Regions from separate parts of the Homo sapiens genome. Here region 2 is linked to region 1. Evidence: chromatin loops called from intact Hi-C (ENCODE). Cell type or tissue: psoas muscle. All regions are shown on one strand.

What was found. A loop is a pair of places that touch in the nucleus more often than their neighbours do. Peaks named below come from ENCODE experiments on the same cell type or tissue, not always from the same donor. Only the 100,000 strongest peaks of a DNase experiment are listed, where the experiment ranks them.
Region 2: a loop joins it to region 1, with 2.3 times the contacts of the local background. A loop is called at or near these places in 2 of 110 quality-filtered maps.

The regions. Positions count from the first base shown.
Region 1 is chr3:23,995,072-24,003,071 of GRCh38, reverse strand. No RefSeq gene overlaps it. Among named protein-coding and RNA genes, the nearest start is that of NR1D2, 54 kb to the right of the region's middle. In psoas muscle, a CTCF peak has its summit at 3,931; a DNase peak (open chromatin) is centred at 3,941.
Region 2 is chr3:24,099,084-24,107,083 of GRCh38, reverse strand. LINC00691 (long intergenic non-protein coding RNA 691) reads left to right here and starts at 3,837. Exons shown (of 2, transcript NR_026834.1): 1 at 3,837-4,504; 2 at 5,538-7,110. In psoas muscle, no CTCF peak of the experiment used is centred here; no DNase peak of the experiment used is centred here.

The sequences.
Region 1 (8,000 bases):
GAGGCTGAAGATGCTGAGAAACTACAATCTATATCCTCAAGAAGCTTACGGTTCTGTGGAGTCAGGGGGAAAAGGAGGAAGCATAACTCAGCAGATGAAGGAGCCCTTAAGTCAAACTGGTGGAAACCCAGAAAGTGTCCCAAGGGAGATGGTGGCTGAATTGCACCTTAAAAGTCAGGCAAGTAGGAATTAACCAAATGAAGGTATACAGATTGCTACATTCACTCATGGAGTAGTAACTGGTACAGGACATACCCTCCCACTATAAACATCTAGAAAACTGGGCAAAATATATGACATAGTTGGCCCCAGGCAGAGCGGGACTGTGATACCTGAGAGAAGAGAGACAAACAAGGGGAACCCTCTCTACAATTGCCCTAGGTTTCTGCTTGGAGGCCATTCATGGACCTTGGCAGAGGGAAAGGAACCCAGATAGAACCTGGAAGACTCACTGAGTTGAGTAGACAAAGATAGGCATTTGGGGAGTTTGATGGTTAAGTGTTTATGTGTCAACTTTACTGAATTAAGGGATACCCAGGGATCTGGTAAAAACATTGCTGGCTGTTCCTGTGAGGATGATTCCAGAAGAGACAAGCATTAGAATCAGTAGACTGAGTAAAGAAGAGCCACTGAGGTGGGCATCATCCAATCCATTGAGAACCCTGATAGAACAAAAAGATGAAAGAAAGAACGGCAATTCTCTCTCTCTCTCTCTCTCTCTGTGTGTGTGTGTGTGTGTGTGTGTGTCTTTCTCTCTCTCTCTCCTCTCTGTGTGTGTGTGTGTGTGTGTGTCTCTCCTCTCTCTCTCACTGGAACATTCTCCTTCTCCTGCCCTTGGACGTTAGAGCTCCCGGTTCTTGAGCCTTCAGACTCTGGGACTGATACCAATGCCCGCCTCACTCCCAGACTTGGGCTGGGAGTTACCCAGTTGCCTTCTCTGATTCTCAGGCCTTTGGATTCAGACTGAACTATGCTGCTGGCTTTCCTGGTTCTCCAGCTTTCAGGCAGCATATCACGGGACTTCTTGGCCTCCAAAACTGTGTGACCCAATTCCCATAATAAATATACTTTTATATATCTCTGTATATCCTATTGGTTTGGTTTCTCTGGTGAGCCCTGACTAACACAGGGAGGCTAAGGTAGCTGGAATTTATTGGCCAGCGTACCAGAGAGGAGGGAGCTATACAGAGAAAACTTTACAGAAATCTGCGCAAGGTTCTCCTCAAGTGTTTGACTGAATACTAAGCCATACACAGTTAGGGCAAAGCTCCATGAAGCCAAAAAAAAAAAAAAAAAAAAAAAAGACAACTTGACAACTTTCAGGTAGCTCTGAGATGAACATTCTCAGAGCCCATTTAGGGTTGAGAGATGTTTTGATCTCCTCTCGGCCAAAGTAGAGAGGACTCACTGAATACAAGGGCATTCAGAGTGACCCCAGAGTGTCACGCCTTAGTGGTAGAGTAAAAGCTACTCTGGACCAGACCTAACAAGCTGAAAATCAAGCCTAGAGAAAAATCAAGCTGATCTGCAAGTAAGTTTACTGCCCACCGAAACAAACTTCAACACTACTTAGACAACAAAATCCAAACCCTCAACGAAATATCATTCATAATGTCGACATCTAATTTAAAAATTACTAGACATGCAAAGAAGTAGGAAAATCTGATTCAAACCAGGAGAAAAGTTAGTCAATAGAAACAGAATCAGAAATAACAGAGATAATGGAATTACCAAGTGAAGGTGTGTGGGAAGGCAATAGAATTCCAAGCCAAGAGAGTATTGAAATACACAAGCCTTCTGGAGTATGTCCAGTTTCTTTTGGTTGCACTGGTGAGAACAGGTTGCACAGGACAGGCACCCACTACCATCAGATGGGCTGGGTGACATGGGACAAAGGTAGAAGTAGGCTCTTCTGGAGAAACTTGGAAGACTAATGTAGGTCCCGTTAACTGACAAACAGAATGGCTGCCTTCCTCCCACTAAGGTGGTTCAAAGTCCCTGGGACAAGCCAGAATTTGAGTGTTTCTGTCCTAATCATAGTTTTCTCATTTATTTCTAAGATGAACTTGAATTAAATACTTGCATTTCTAAAGAAAGGAAAGGGAGCTGAGCTTTAACGAGCACTCACTATGCACCAGCAACTATACCCAAGCACCCTCAAATTCATTACTTAATCCTTAGACCAGTTCTGAAAGACAGGTACATATCTCTTTAGAAATGGAAACTGGACAACAAATTAAGGAACTTGCTTGTGTCAGTCAAGTAAAGTCAATTTGAACTGAAATCTGTGAAATTCAATGAATCAAACTGTGGTGAACATTTTGAAGTCCTCTTGTGTAGTGCCACCTTTGCAGTCAACATACTTGGGTTTAATTTTCAGCTTAGCCATTAGCTAGCTGTTTGCCTTTCAAAAGTTCCCAACCTCTTCAAGACTCAGTTTCTACATCTGTTGAGTGGGAGAACAAATCATACTTTGTACAGTCATGGGGAAGATTAAGTGAGAAGATTAAGAATGTAAAGAGCCATAGAAGCAAGTATATACCAGGTGTTCAACAAATATCTGCCCACTTGGTCCTCCTCTTCCTCCTCCTCCATTCATTAAATATCTGATTCTGACCATATATAACTGCAGGAGGATGAAAACCAAAGCCATAACCATAACCAAATCAAATAGAAAACTTTTTCTGCAAAAGTATGTCAGTGGTTCTCAAAATCAGATCCCTGGACCAAGAGCATTAGCATCACCCAGAATTTGTTAAAAATGTACATTTTATTACCTCACCCCAGACCCACTAAACCAGAAATTCTGAGAGTGGGACCCAGCAATCTATGTTTTAAGAAAGTTTGGCACCATTGATACACACCAATGTTTCCGAACCACTTGTATGATAGTTCTTTCATTGCATCAATTTAATTCATATATTACATAGACTGTGGCTAGGTCTAAACAATCAATCTAACAATTGCTCATTCTCTTTTGTTTTATAGAGTGCCTTCAGATTAACTTATTCTGATTAAATCTCTCTCCAGGAAAGAGTAAACCAAGTAAAATGGTGTTACATTAAAAACGTTACAGAAAAAAGACTAGCTAAGCTATTTATGTGATACAGAAAGATAAATGTAGAGAAGTTCTTCTTGAGAAAACTATTTTAATGGCCAAGTAGAGAGAGTGAAGCCTAAATTGGAAGCATTATCCCTAATCCCAATAGCAGGTTAGCACAAGTGACCCTTCAAAAATCCAACCATTTTCACAATAAATACTTTTTTCTTTTAATTTAGCTGTTTCTATTCCAATCCCTTTAACTAAAGTTTAATTACTAATTCAGCTGTCCTGTATTCCTGACCTGAAATTTTTGGAAACTATAAGGCAATTTTGATTTAGAAACCAGGCACTTGTCATTAGGTGCAAACGTTTACGTGCTGAAGACCTCAAACTATTGAAAGTTACAAAACAAGAACTGGGTGTGGGTTGGGCAGCTGAAACCAATTATGCAGATTTGGCATCTAAAGAAAATGGTACATCTGAATACTTAGAATGAGTCCCAATTATATTCCAGTTGTTTTCATTTTTTCCAATTGCTGCAACACTCCTCCACATCCCTCTCCCAGGGCGGTACTCCTCCATCCTTGCTTGCAGATGATTTCAATTGTTTTCCATTTTTTTAATCTTCTCTTTTATCTCAGATGCTTTTCCTTCCTTCCTCATTTCATCATTTTTTTAACAAGACAGTCATGCATCTGATGATTCTACAGATGCAGGGATTTTTCTTCCTGTCCTTGAAGTGACAGCTTGTCTTTCCCCTCAAGTGTCTTTGTCGCAATGCCTGATAAACTGTTTATTTTTCCTAACGGCTTTCCTTTTTAGCCTGAAAAACAAACATTAACCAAAAACCTCCTTGTTTCACTAAATTGTCACTTTCAATGCAATCCCTGGTGCTGGAGCGCCGCCTGCTGAGTAAATGAGAATTAGCAGGTCATAGTGCCTTTGGTTTAGCAGCAGAAAAAATAATGGGCCATTTTATCATCAACAGATTCTTCAGAAATGACTGACTGGTGTAACATTCTGGATATTGTTCCTTCCCCAACAATGCTGCTGAAGTCATTGTACATTATTTATAAGAACCCAAAGTATTTTTAAAACTGCTTATTTTAGGCTGGGCGCGGTGGCTCACGCCTATAATCCCAGCACTTTGGGAGGCCGAGGCGGGCGGATCATGAGGTCAGGAGATCGAGACCATCCTGGCTAACACGGTGAAACCCCGTCTCTACTAAAAATACAAAAATATTAGCCGGGCGTGGTGGCGGGCGCCTGTAGTCCCAGCTACTCGGGAGGCTGAGGCAGGAGAATGGCGTGAACCCGGGAGGCAGATTTTGCAGTGAGTGGAGATCAGGCCACTGCACTCCAGCCTGGGTGACAGAGCGAGACTCCATCTCAAAAAAAAAAAAAAAAACCTGCATACTTTAGCACCATCTACTAAAAACTCAGCAAAATGTCCTCCATAGAATAGGTGCTCAATAAAAACTTGTAGATAGCAGTTTATTAATATCATGTGAAAACATTTATCAAACTGTATTTCAGTTGTCTACTTCTCTTTCTCCCTAAAAAACCGTAGGGCTCCTTGAGGGGGAAAAAAACATACACGTTTTTTTAAAAAACCTATATATTGGCCGAGTGTGGTGGCTGACACCTGTAATCTCAGTACTTTGGGAGGCCAAGGCGGGCAGATCACTTGAGGTCAGGAGTTTGAAACCAGCCTGGCCAATATGGTGAAATCCCATCTCTACTAAAAATACAAAAATTAGCCGGGCGTTCTTGCAGGCGCCTGTAATCCCAGCTACTCAGGAGGCTGAAGCAGGAGAATCGCTTGAACCTGGGAGGCAGAGGTTGCAGTGAGCCAAGATTGCACCATAGAACCCCAGCCTGGGCTACAGAGAGAGACTCAGTCTTTAAAACAAAACAAAACAACAACAACAAAAAAGATATATTTCACTGTAGGTATTCAAAATACATTTGAAGAATACTGATTAAATAATTCTAAATATTTAATAGTCATCATCTCTAGCGCCCATTATGTGCTAAGAACTGTTCTAGCTATTCAACAAACATTTTCTCTAATCCTTAAAACCTGCCCGACAATTTTTGGAAAAAGCTCATCAGCTGTAACTTGACGTCCCAGCTGAACGCAAAACCCTCATTTCCAGGGCTTCTCTGTTACTCTGACACATTCTTTGCACCTGGTTTTTCAGAAGCTTACATTTTATTTTTTTTTTGTTTTTGTTTTTTGTTTTTGTTTGTTTGGTTGGTTTTTTTGTTTGTTTGTTTTTTTGAGACACAGTCTCACTCTGTTGCACAGGCTGGAGTGCAGTGACGCGATCTCGGCTCATTGCAAGCTCCACATCCTGGGTTCACAACATTCTCCTTCCTCAGCCTCCCAAGTAGCTGGGACTACAGGTGCCCGCCACCATGCTTGGGTAATTTTCTTGTATTTTTAGTAGAGAAGGGTTTCACCATGTTGTCCAGGCTGGTCTCGAACTCCTAACCTCAGGTTATCTGCCCACCTCGGCCTCCTAAAGTTCTGGGATTACAGGCCTGAGCCAGCGCATCCAGCCCGGAAACTTACATTTTCAACAGTAGCTTGAGACATTTTCCTGTCAGTGGTCCTTACACAAGGTGAGAAATCATGCACTGACAAAAATTACAAACCCAGGTGTAGTAGATGAAAGAAATGGCCGCCAATTCTTTCCCTCCTTGTACCTACACCCTAGTAATGTGACACTGTAACTCCTTCCATCAAGGAGTAAAGTGTTTTTCTCCCCTTCTTGAATCTGGACTGGCCTTGAGATTTTCTTGGGCCTATACCTCAAAAAACCTTGCATGCGTCTGTTCTCATGCATGGAACCCTGAGCTGCCATGAGAATGAGCTAGCATGGGAAAGAGTGAGTGATCACATGGAGAAAGACTGGCCATCTCAGCCGAACCCATGGTCAGTCAACCCAGCCAAACTATCAGCTGACTAGAGACACATGAGCAAGTGCATCCAAGACCATCCAAACTCAACCTGGACCAGAAGCTCTTCCCAGCTTATCCCAGCCCAAATTAAAGAACAACCTTCAGAATCGTTAGCTAAATAAATAGCTATAATGCCATATAAACCAGAAACATCACCTATTATATATTATAGCCTTAAACGGTTAACTTGAATCTAATCAAGACTCAGATCTAACTTCCAGTTCACAGGAAATGTAAGATAAAGGAACAAGCTAACTGATGTTTTGAGGTGAGGCAGGAATACATAAATACACACATAGACACACGCCACACACACACCAATTTACACTCTTACTTTAATGGGTTAAGTTAGCCAAAAGTAGTCTCAAAAAATTTTTAAAAGGATCAAATTCATGTCCCAGAATTGCCCAGAATGTTTACAGTGTTCTGTCAACAGAAGATGTGAAGTTGTATTTTGTGGATCCCATAGAATGTTGAAGTCTAGCCACTTGAGAATCTGTGAAGATTTATCTATATGCAGCCTCTGGATTGATCACTTCCAAGTTAAATCTTTTTTAGGATCATTTTAACAGTCAGTTTCTGAAGCCAGCCGTACAGTCTCTATGATTCACTCAGATCCAGGGAAAATCATCAGACTGACCATTTTTCATCTCAAAATATTTATTCTCATTGGCATAAGAAAGGATTTATTATCAACTTATGCAAGATGCAGATAATAAATCAGCCTTAGGAGTTTGTAGTAGAAATGATTAAATATGGCAGGAGTTTGAGCTCATCTGGTGTCTGGAATGGTTTGGGGTTTTGAAATTCTTTTTAACTACTATTATACAGTTTTAAAACCCGAAACATATTTTCTTAAGGCTTTTTTCCTTCATTTCTAAACCCAAGCGTATGATCAAGGAAAATGGAATCCTTGTGCTATTGAATGTATTTACACTCCATTCAGTTCAGTGCATTACAATGTATGACACTGACATTCTCTTTTGTAGGAGTTATTTCAAGGCCTAAATGATTCTGAAGCTAAAATTTTAGGGAATTTTCTTTCCCAGCCCCTGAAAGAGTCCCAAAATTTGCAAGCCATACTTTTGACTCCTCACCTGGAATATCAGGTTCTTAAAAGTTTTAATATTCATATGATGGAAAGATTAGTGAAACAAGTTCTTCCCCTCTCTCTTTTGTCCTTGACTCTAACTGCTCTGGATAAATAGAACGAAATGGTGTCTTTATGAAGAAACAATCAATACTATCTTGCAAGTCTCTCAGCAACTGAGTGGAATGGGATGACAGTGGAGAATTCCACAGTAAAGAAATAAAGGGCACAGTATGAATACAAGGTGCTACCAGACTCTTCCCAAAGCCCTTTGCAAAATAGTGTCTCCTATTATTGCAGCATCCCCAAGGGGCGGGTGGAGAATTGTTAATGGTACAACTGGAAAAGCTTGTTAATGCAAGCTCAGGAGAGTGCCTTTACCTCCTGAGCTTCTTGGGCTTCCTCTGGAAAGTGACAGGCTACCCTGATCCCAAAAGATGTTATGTGAGTGTTTCTCCTGCACGTCCATCACGGTGCTGGTAGCTGAAGCTCCATGCTTGGGCAAATGAGCTAGTGACACTAGAAAGGAACAGTTTTGAAGACTGACAGTGTCTCAGAGAACTGGCTGTGCAAAAAGGGAAGTGCTTACATTTAAAGATTTTAAAAAAAAAAGATTTTGTGCATTAGCATTAAGTAAAAATAAATTTAAAAGGATAGGTGTGGATAGATTGCATTGTCCATCATTTGTGAAAAGTATCACATCAGATGTTGCTAACATGCAAGTATAAAGGCTTTTCAATCACTTATTTTTCAAATATGAATTAAAGCAGATTAGAAGTTATCCCTACAAAAATGCCACTCTTACCAGCATTTCCTAGATTAGGGAGGAAAGATACTATTACCACCAGAATCCTGGAAATTGTATATTAAGTGTTCCAGTTACTGTAACTGCATAACAAC
Region 2 (8,000 bases), 100 kb before region 1:
CATGAAAGAGGGAATTTGCTTTGTTTACTGCTATATCCCCTGGAAGTATCTGGCACATACCCTCACTCAGTAAGTAATTGTGAAATGAACGAAGAGAAAGAAAGGTCCAGCTGGCCCAAGGTACCAACAACCCTATGCCTACCAACACCCAAAGAGGCCTGGGGGAAAACAGCCTGACCAGCATGGCAGCCCCAATTGTTTCTGCATGCCCACCTTCCCCTTTCTCTTTCACCACCAAACACCCACCCACTTGCACTAAGGAAGAACTATACATGTGCTATTTGCAAGAAAGAAAGGAGGCAACAACCCAGGGTGAAGTGAACTGCATATTGGAAAGCCAGGGACAAGGAGAGAATTCTTGCTCCACCTGAAGTAACCCACCCTCCGGTGAGAATGCAAAAGAACCTCCTGTGAGTCCATGGCCCCAGGATAGCCACAGTGACATGTGAGTGGAGAGACATCCTTCCAGACATTTTTATGTGACTAATACACAGGCATATTAATCACTGTTTCAACCTTCAAAGTAGACCTGGTTCCAGACAAAGATCTCTAGGAGTTCATCCATAAGGAATATAAAATCTCAAAATTAGACCAATAGAAGAGACAGGAATGGGGCGAGTGAAAGGGGTTACACTTCAATGATATTTTCCATAGGCTTTCTGGAAGCTGAGAATTTCCCTGCTCCAAAGCCCACAACCATAATTGTTTTTGATAAGTAATGTATTTAAATAAGTAATGTCAAAGGGGTCACATTTTTTTTTTCATTCTCAGCTTTTATCAGAAACACGGAAGTGCCACAATTTAGCCCTCCATTATCACCATCTTCCTTGGAGACGCTGGAGAACTTAATGAGTTGATCCTTTTGTATGAGCAGAGAGTTCAAATTGAAAGAATTTTTCCAATGAATCACATTAAAATTTATTCCAAATGTCTTTTTACATGTGGACTTTTAAAAAAGAGATTGAGTTTTCCAGAATCAAAATGTATCTTCTTCCTTAATACAGTGATAAATTCCCACTGAAGCTGCCTAGATTATACTTCAATGAAACCAAAAGTCCAGAGAAGCTGCAGAAAAGAGATTGAAGTGACTTTCAATTTAAAGTAATTAGGAGTTCAGAAAAGGCAACCTTTCCGAATGTCAAAGTTCTACAGACTCTTAAGTTTTGAATTTGGAAATTTAAAACACTGTTGTGTTAAGTGGCACTGAGACATTTCACAAATGAACAAATTCTTAATTTTTCTACTCCTTTCTCTCCATCCATTCCTACCACAGGGGCAGATACATAGATGGTTTTTAGAAATATATGTAAATGAGTGGATGAATACATACATATCTTTGCATACCCATCAGAAATCTCAGCACCTTCTGGACATTTTTTAATATTAAGTTTGCATTTGTTATCTTGTGAATCATAATAAAAGACCAATGTGGTATAATTATTTTTCCAAGAGCCCTCCCAGTAGACAGCAACATATGGTAAAAAGATCATGGGCTTCAGAATATAGATACAGATTTGAATCCTGGTCTCACTACCCCTTGTTTCCTTACATTAGATGTTTAACTTTCTTTTACCTCAACTTTCCTGTTTGTGAAATAGGAATAATAATACCTATTTTGTGTTGGGAGAGACAGTTCTCTCCATGGATCTCTCAAACCCATATGCAGCGCGTAGGGTATGCCAAGAATCCAAGGCCCTGTGTACTCTTTACCCAGGCTATTTGTCAGGGTTGTGCTTGCAGTGAGCAACTTGAGGGACAAAGTAATGTCTCCCACCCTGGAACAAAGAACACAACTACTTACTACTTGCTATAAAAGTAGTAGATTCTTCAAGCTCAATGTTCCTTGGCTATGACACAAACCCACTGTGCGTATAGTATACCTCTGGATCTGTGTCAGCTTGCCCTTTGAATCTTAGTAGCAAAGGGAGCTGATGCTGATGCTCTTTGCTGTGATGGTGAGTAATAAAGTTCTTTGTCTCTGACCTAGGAGTCTCAGGTCTTTGGCTAGCATCAGAAATAAGAGACTAATACTCGCTGGAAAATACATTTTAAACATTAATAGGTTAATTTATTAGCTTGTAAGTAGTGTAAAAGAAAACCCCTCACCTGACATTTTACAGAACTGTTGAAAGGCTAGATGCAGTAGCCTAAATAAAACACCTGGCACTGAATAGGCACTAAATAAACACACACACACAATTTTCCTTCAGCATCTCATTTAACTTTCCTTGACTATCTTAGATAAATAGTTCTTGACAAAATCATGATGGTGGCCAGGCATGGTGGTTCACGCCTGTAATCCCAGTACTTTGGGAGTCCGAGGTGGGTGGATCACCTGAGGTCAGGAGTTTGAGACCAGCCTGACCAATATGGTGAAAACCCGTCTCTACTAAAAATACAAAAGTTAGCCTGGCATGGCAGCGTGCACCTGTAGTCCCGGCTACTCGGCAGGCTGAAGCAGGAGAATCGATTGAACCCGGAAGGCGGAGGTTGCAGTGAGCCAAGATTGCGCCACTGCACTCCAGCCTGGGTGACAGAGCAAGACTCTGTCTCAAAAAAAAAAAAAAATTCATGATGGCAGGAAGGTTGCTCCTTCCTTTGCCTTTCCCATATAATATCTCATATCCATCCCACAGGGAGTGGTAAAGTAACCAAATTCTCCTACAAGGGCTTATAGCAGTTACCTCTCTGGAGGTATAAGTGCCTGTAATAGAGGAAAACTGAAGAAGATGCAAGCCATGGGTCTCTAATAATGAAATTTCAAACATTGGGTGAGAGTAGATATTTGGGGGCACATCTATACTCTTCAAACTCAAACACAACTTGCCACATTCATTACCCTTCCATCCCGACACCGGATCCTCTGAAGTTTACTTCACATCAAGGGAGGGGAAGGATGGAAATTTTAGAAACAGAGTTTATGCCAAAATACAAAATCATTTTCTGATAACTGAGACGATCTATGTGATGCAAAAGAATGTAACAAAACAGACTTGTCACTGGATGCTTGTAACCTGGTCTTTACCTCCAAACATACCTAGAAACAAAAAGGTGCCTTGCTCTCTGCATTAGTTTTCTATTTCTGCTATAACAAATCACCACAAACTTGGTGGCTCAAACAACACAAATTTGTTGTCTGACAGTTCTGTAGATCAAAAGTCCAACGCAGGTGTCATTAGGCTAAAATCAAAGTGTCAGCAGGGCTGGTGCCTCTGTGGAAGCCCTAGGACAGAATCTGTCTCCTTGCCTTTTCTAGCTTCTAGAGACTATGCTCATTTCTTAGCTCCTGGTCCCTTTTCCCCATTCCTGGCAGGTCAAGCTCTTCTGACACTGCCATCTCTCTGGTTTGCCATAGCCAGAAAAGATTCTCAGCTTTTAAGAACTCCTTTGATGACATTGGGCCCACTGGGATAATCTAGGATAAGCTCCCAATCTCAAGGTCCTTAACCTTAATCACATCTGCAAAGACCCTTTTGCCAGATAAGGTAATATTCACATGTTGGGAAGCGGGGGATGATTAAGATGTAGAATAATTAGGACTAATTGGGACTTGGAGGGGCATTCTTCTGCTGACCACACTTGGCTTCTAGAAGCCTCCTGAGATTGACTCATTCCCAAAGATGTTCAACTTGACCATTTCTCAAGAGCATTAAAATGGCTCTAAAGGTAAAACATTTCTACCGTGGTGAGGCAAATGAACAGTGCCCAGTGATAGGGCATCTTTAATTTTTGTTTTAATTTCTATACATTACCAGAAAAAAATAATTACAGGAATGTTTCTGAGATTCTAAGGGAAGCCACTCAGTGCCAGTAACCATGGTGATGGAAATTCTGAGAAGAATGTTAACTTCCATTATGTGAGAGCAGATGAAACCAAAGCCTTGGGCCCACACAGCAAACCTTTGGGTAGCAACGAGTTCTAGAAAAATGGAGCCTAAGGAGTCCAGATTGTTTTTCCTTGAAATACCAAGCAAGTCTAAAATGATTACTACCCATGAGATATATTTTTAATGATGTTAGGTTTGGGGGTGTGTTAGATTGTTTTGCATTGCTATAAATGAATACCTGAGGCTGAGTAATTTGTAAAGAAAAGAGGTTTATTTGGCTCACATTTCTGCCTGGCAGTGGCTATAGTTGGCTTCTAGTGAGGCTTCAGGAAGCTTTTACTCATGGTAGAAGGCAAGGGGGGGGCAGGCATGTCACATAGCAAGAGGAGGAGTGAGAGAGAGAAGGAGGTGCCAGGCTCCTTTAAATTGTAAACTAACAGCAAGAACTCACTCATTCCCATGAGGAAGGGACCAGGCCATTCATGAGGGATCCTCCCTCATGACCCAAACACCCCCGACTAGGCCCTACCTCCAATTCTGAGGATCACATTCCAACATAAGATTCAGAGAGTGAAAACATTCAAAGTCTACCAGGAGGTGATTAAAGTGATATGACAATGTGAGGTATATGTTACCTGGAAGGTAGTAGGAGCAGATGGTGGGAAGAAGAAAAGTGTGTAAGTACCTTGGAGATAACACTCACAGGAAAATCTATTCATTCAAAAATATTTATTGAGCACCTCTGTATGAAAAAAGGCACTGTGTTAGGTGCTGTAGGCTTGAGGATAAATTAATCAAGAAGCCTATCCTGAGGGAATTTGCACTGTAATATTGGAGATAAGAAACAAATCATTCTTTGAGCATAGGAGATGAAGAGAGCTCTCTAGAGCAGTGCTTCTCAAACTTTGTTGCCCACGTGTCTTGTTAAAATGCAGATTCAGTAGGTCCAGGGTAAGGCCTGAGATTCTACGTCTTTAACAAGCTCCCAAACAATGATAGTGCCAGTGCTGCCAGTCGCAGGACCATGCTTTCAGTGGCAAAAATCTAGAGCAGCATTTCTTATACCTCACTGTGCTTGAGAATCACCTGGGGAAACTTCACAAACAAAAGATGCCCAAGGCTCCTCCCACATATTTCAGTTATAATGAGCTACAGTGAGACTCTGGCAACAGTATGTTGTGAAAGCTCCCATTATGATTTTAATATGCAGCTAAAGACTGAGTACTGTTAACACAAAGCATTACAGCTGTTGAAAAATCTTGGGTGTTTGTTCTTAAAATGTGGGCCCCAGACCCACAACATGAGTAATTGCAGGGAAACTGGTCAGAAATGTAAATTCCTGGGCCCTGCCCCAGGCCTACTGAATCAGAAACTGGGGTGGGGCAAAAAAAAAAAAAAAGTGTTTGAACACTTTCCAGATGATTCCAATGTGCAATCAAGTTTGAGACCCACCAATCTAGGGCAGCTGTTCCACACAGAGATGCACATTCGAATCAGCTGGAGTGTTTCAAACACACAGCTGTCCTCGCCTCACTCTAGTTCCTGAAGCAATTGGTCTGCAGTGGAGTCCTGACTTGGATATTATTGAAAACATCCACAGATAGCTCAGATGTGGCCCCAGACCAAGAACCACTGATGGAGGGTGTTGCCCAGCAAAATTATCCCCTTCTCTTCTCATTCATTTATTCATTTGTTCCACACATTTCACAGAGCAACTACCCAGTCCTCTGCATGAAAGAGCCCTCCCTCAAGAGCTTGGAAGCAACACAAAATGGGGAGTAGACCAGGTCTACTATCAGCACAGAGATAAGAGACTCTGAACAGAGAAGACGGATCCAAGGGGGACAGCCTGGAGTCGGGGGACCCAGCTGGAGGCCAGCACAGTTGCCTGGGCGAGAGGTGAGCCCTCCCTCCTGGAGAGGTGAGCCCTTCAGAGGAAGAGATGAGAAACGGAAACCCCTGACTCATTACCATCGGCCTTGGCTTGCTGTTCCATTGGCAGCCCTTTCTACCTGTGATCAACACATGCCTATCTAGCAGCATACTAACTCTGTCTCTCATTCTAGAGCACGCATCCGCCCAGAGTTAATAAGTTTTAGAATGTCGGCGTCCTGTCATTGCATCATCCACAGATTCAGTGACCAGAGAGGAAGAAACACAGGGAAGCTTTATATTAATAAAGGTCTTGCGTTGAATATTCCTAAGCAACTGTCAAAAGTAAGCAGTTCGTATGCTTCTTTTCTGGTGACAATAATAGACTGGGCCCCATCCCTTCCCAGAGCTCCCGATAAGCAACTGGATCCAGTCTCCACTCCAGAACCTGAATGGACTTTTTGCTCAATACAGCTACTGCTGGCCAGTCAGCTTCATGGGACATGTGCCAAGAGGTCTTCCATTCCATCTTGAGTAAACAAATTAGAGTCCTAGCAAAAACTCTTCCCATGAGCCCTTTAACTGACCTAAATTCAACATATGTCATAATCTAGGAGGAAGCACCAAAATGGAAAACTACTTTAATTCACAGAAGCTAAAGGAGCAATTGTAATGTAAGTGGTTTCTACAAAGTATATATGCAGGATCAGCAAGCATGGGAAACGCACACCAGCCCCTGCAGGGATTCTGGGCTACGAGTGCATGAAGGCAGAGTCGAGACTGTGGATTCTGGAAGAAGAATCCCCTTGAGAGAGCATCTGATTCAAAATTCATCCATATATGACTTAAAAGCCACCCAGGTTGTCATATCATCTGTAATGATTATTCACTAGAGCCAAGAGTGTTTATATTCTGAAGATCAGAACAAGATTCCCAACAAAACAGTAAGGGAGCATTTCAGGGAGCAGTGGGAATATGTGTGGGATGAAGCCAAATTATAAAGTCATTATTAGGGTGGGTATGGTGGCTCACACCTGTAATCCCAACACTTTGGAAGGCCAAGGCAAGAAGAGCACATGAGCCCAGGAGTTCAAGTTCAGCCAGAGCAACCCTCAGGCTGAGGCAGGAGGGTCACTTGACCCAGGGAGGTCGATGCTGCAGTGAGCTATGGTAGCACCACTGCACTTCAGCCTGGACAACAGAGTGAGACCCTGTCTCAAAAAAAAAAAAAAAAAAGTCATTACTTTAAAGGGCTTCCAAAGTCTATATAGAATGAACTGCCAGCAGCCCAAGGAACTATAAATGGAGCTCCATGTATTTATGCAAATGTTGAGGGCATATATTCATTTCAAAGAGTGTTTGGTTCCTGCTGTATTATCAATGCCTGTCAGTAAAACATAATGTTTAACACTATCTGGGTTTGAGTCCTGATTGCTACTAATTGACATGAGACCCTATGCAAGGTCCTCACTTTTCTCATCTATAAAATGCGAATAATAATAACAGTAACATCTACATCCTAAAGATTTTTGAGGCCGGGCATGGTGGCTCACTCCTGTAATCCCAGCACTTTGGGAGGCTGAGGCAGGTACATCACCTGAGGTCAGGAGTTCAAGATCAGCCTGGCCAACATGGCAAAACCCCATCTCTACTAAAAATACCAAAGTCAGCTGGGCGTGGGGGTGGGCACCTGTAGTCCCAGCTACAGGCTGAGGCAGGAGAATCGCTTGAACCTAGGAGGCGTAGGTTGCAGTGAGCCGAGACCGCACCACTGCACTCCAGCCTGGGTGACAGAGCGAGACTCAGTATTAAAAAAAAAAGATTATTGAGACAATGTATTAATATATAAGGTTATTAATACTGTATTGGGCATATTATAAGTACTCAATAAACTATGTCTAATACTATGATCCTTTCCAGGAAACTAAGGTTCTCAGCATGTCCATGGAGGCGGATTACATGGATCAGGGTAATAATATAATCCCAGCTACTTGGGAGGCTGAGGCAGGAGGTTTGCTTGAGCCCAGGAGCTGGAGGCTGCAGTGAGCTATGATTGTGCCACTGCACTCCAGCCTGGGCAACAGGAAGAGACACTGTCTGGAAAAAAAAAAAAGAAAAGGAAGGAAGGAAGGAGAAGGGAAGGGAAGGAAGGGAGAAAGAAGCATTGAGAGATGAAATCATCATTAAATAAGCATAGTAAACAGTAAATTAAAGAACAAAAATTCAACAATTCTGAATTATATGCCCCAAACAACAGATGAACATAACACATGCAGTTAAATGAATATCTGAAATTCAAGA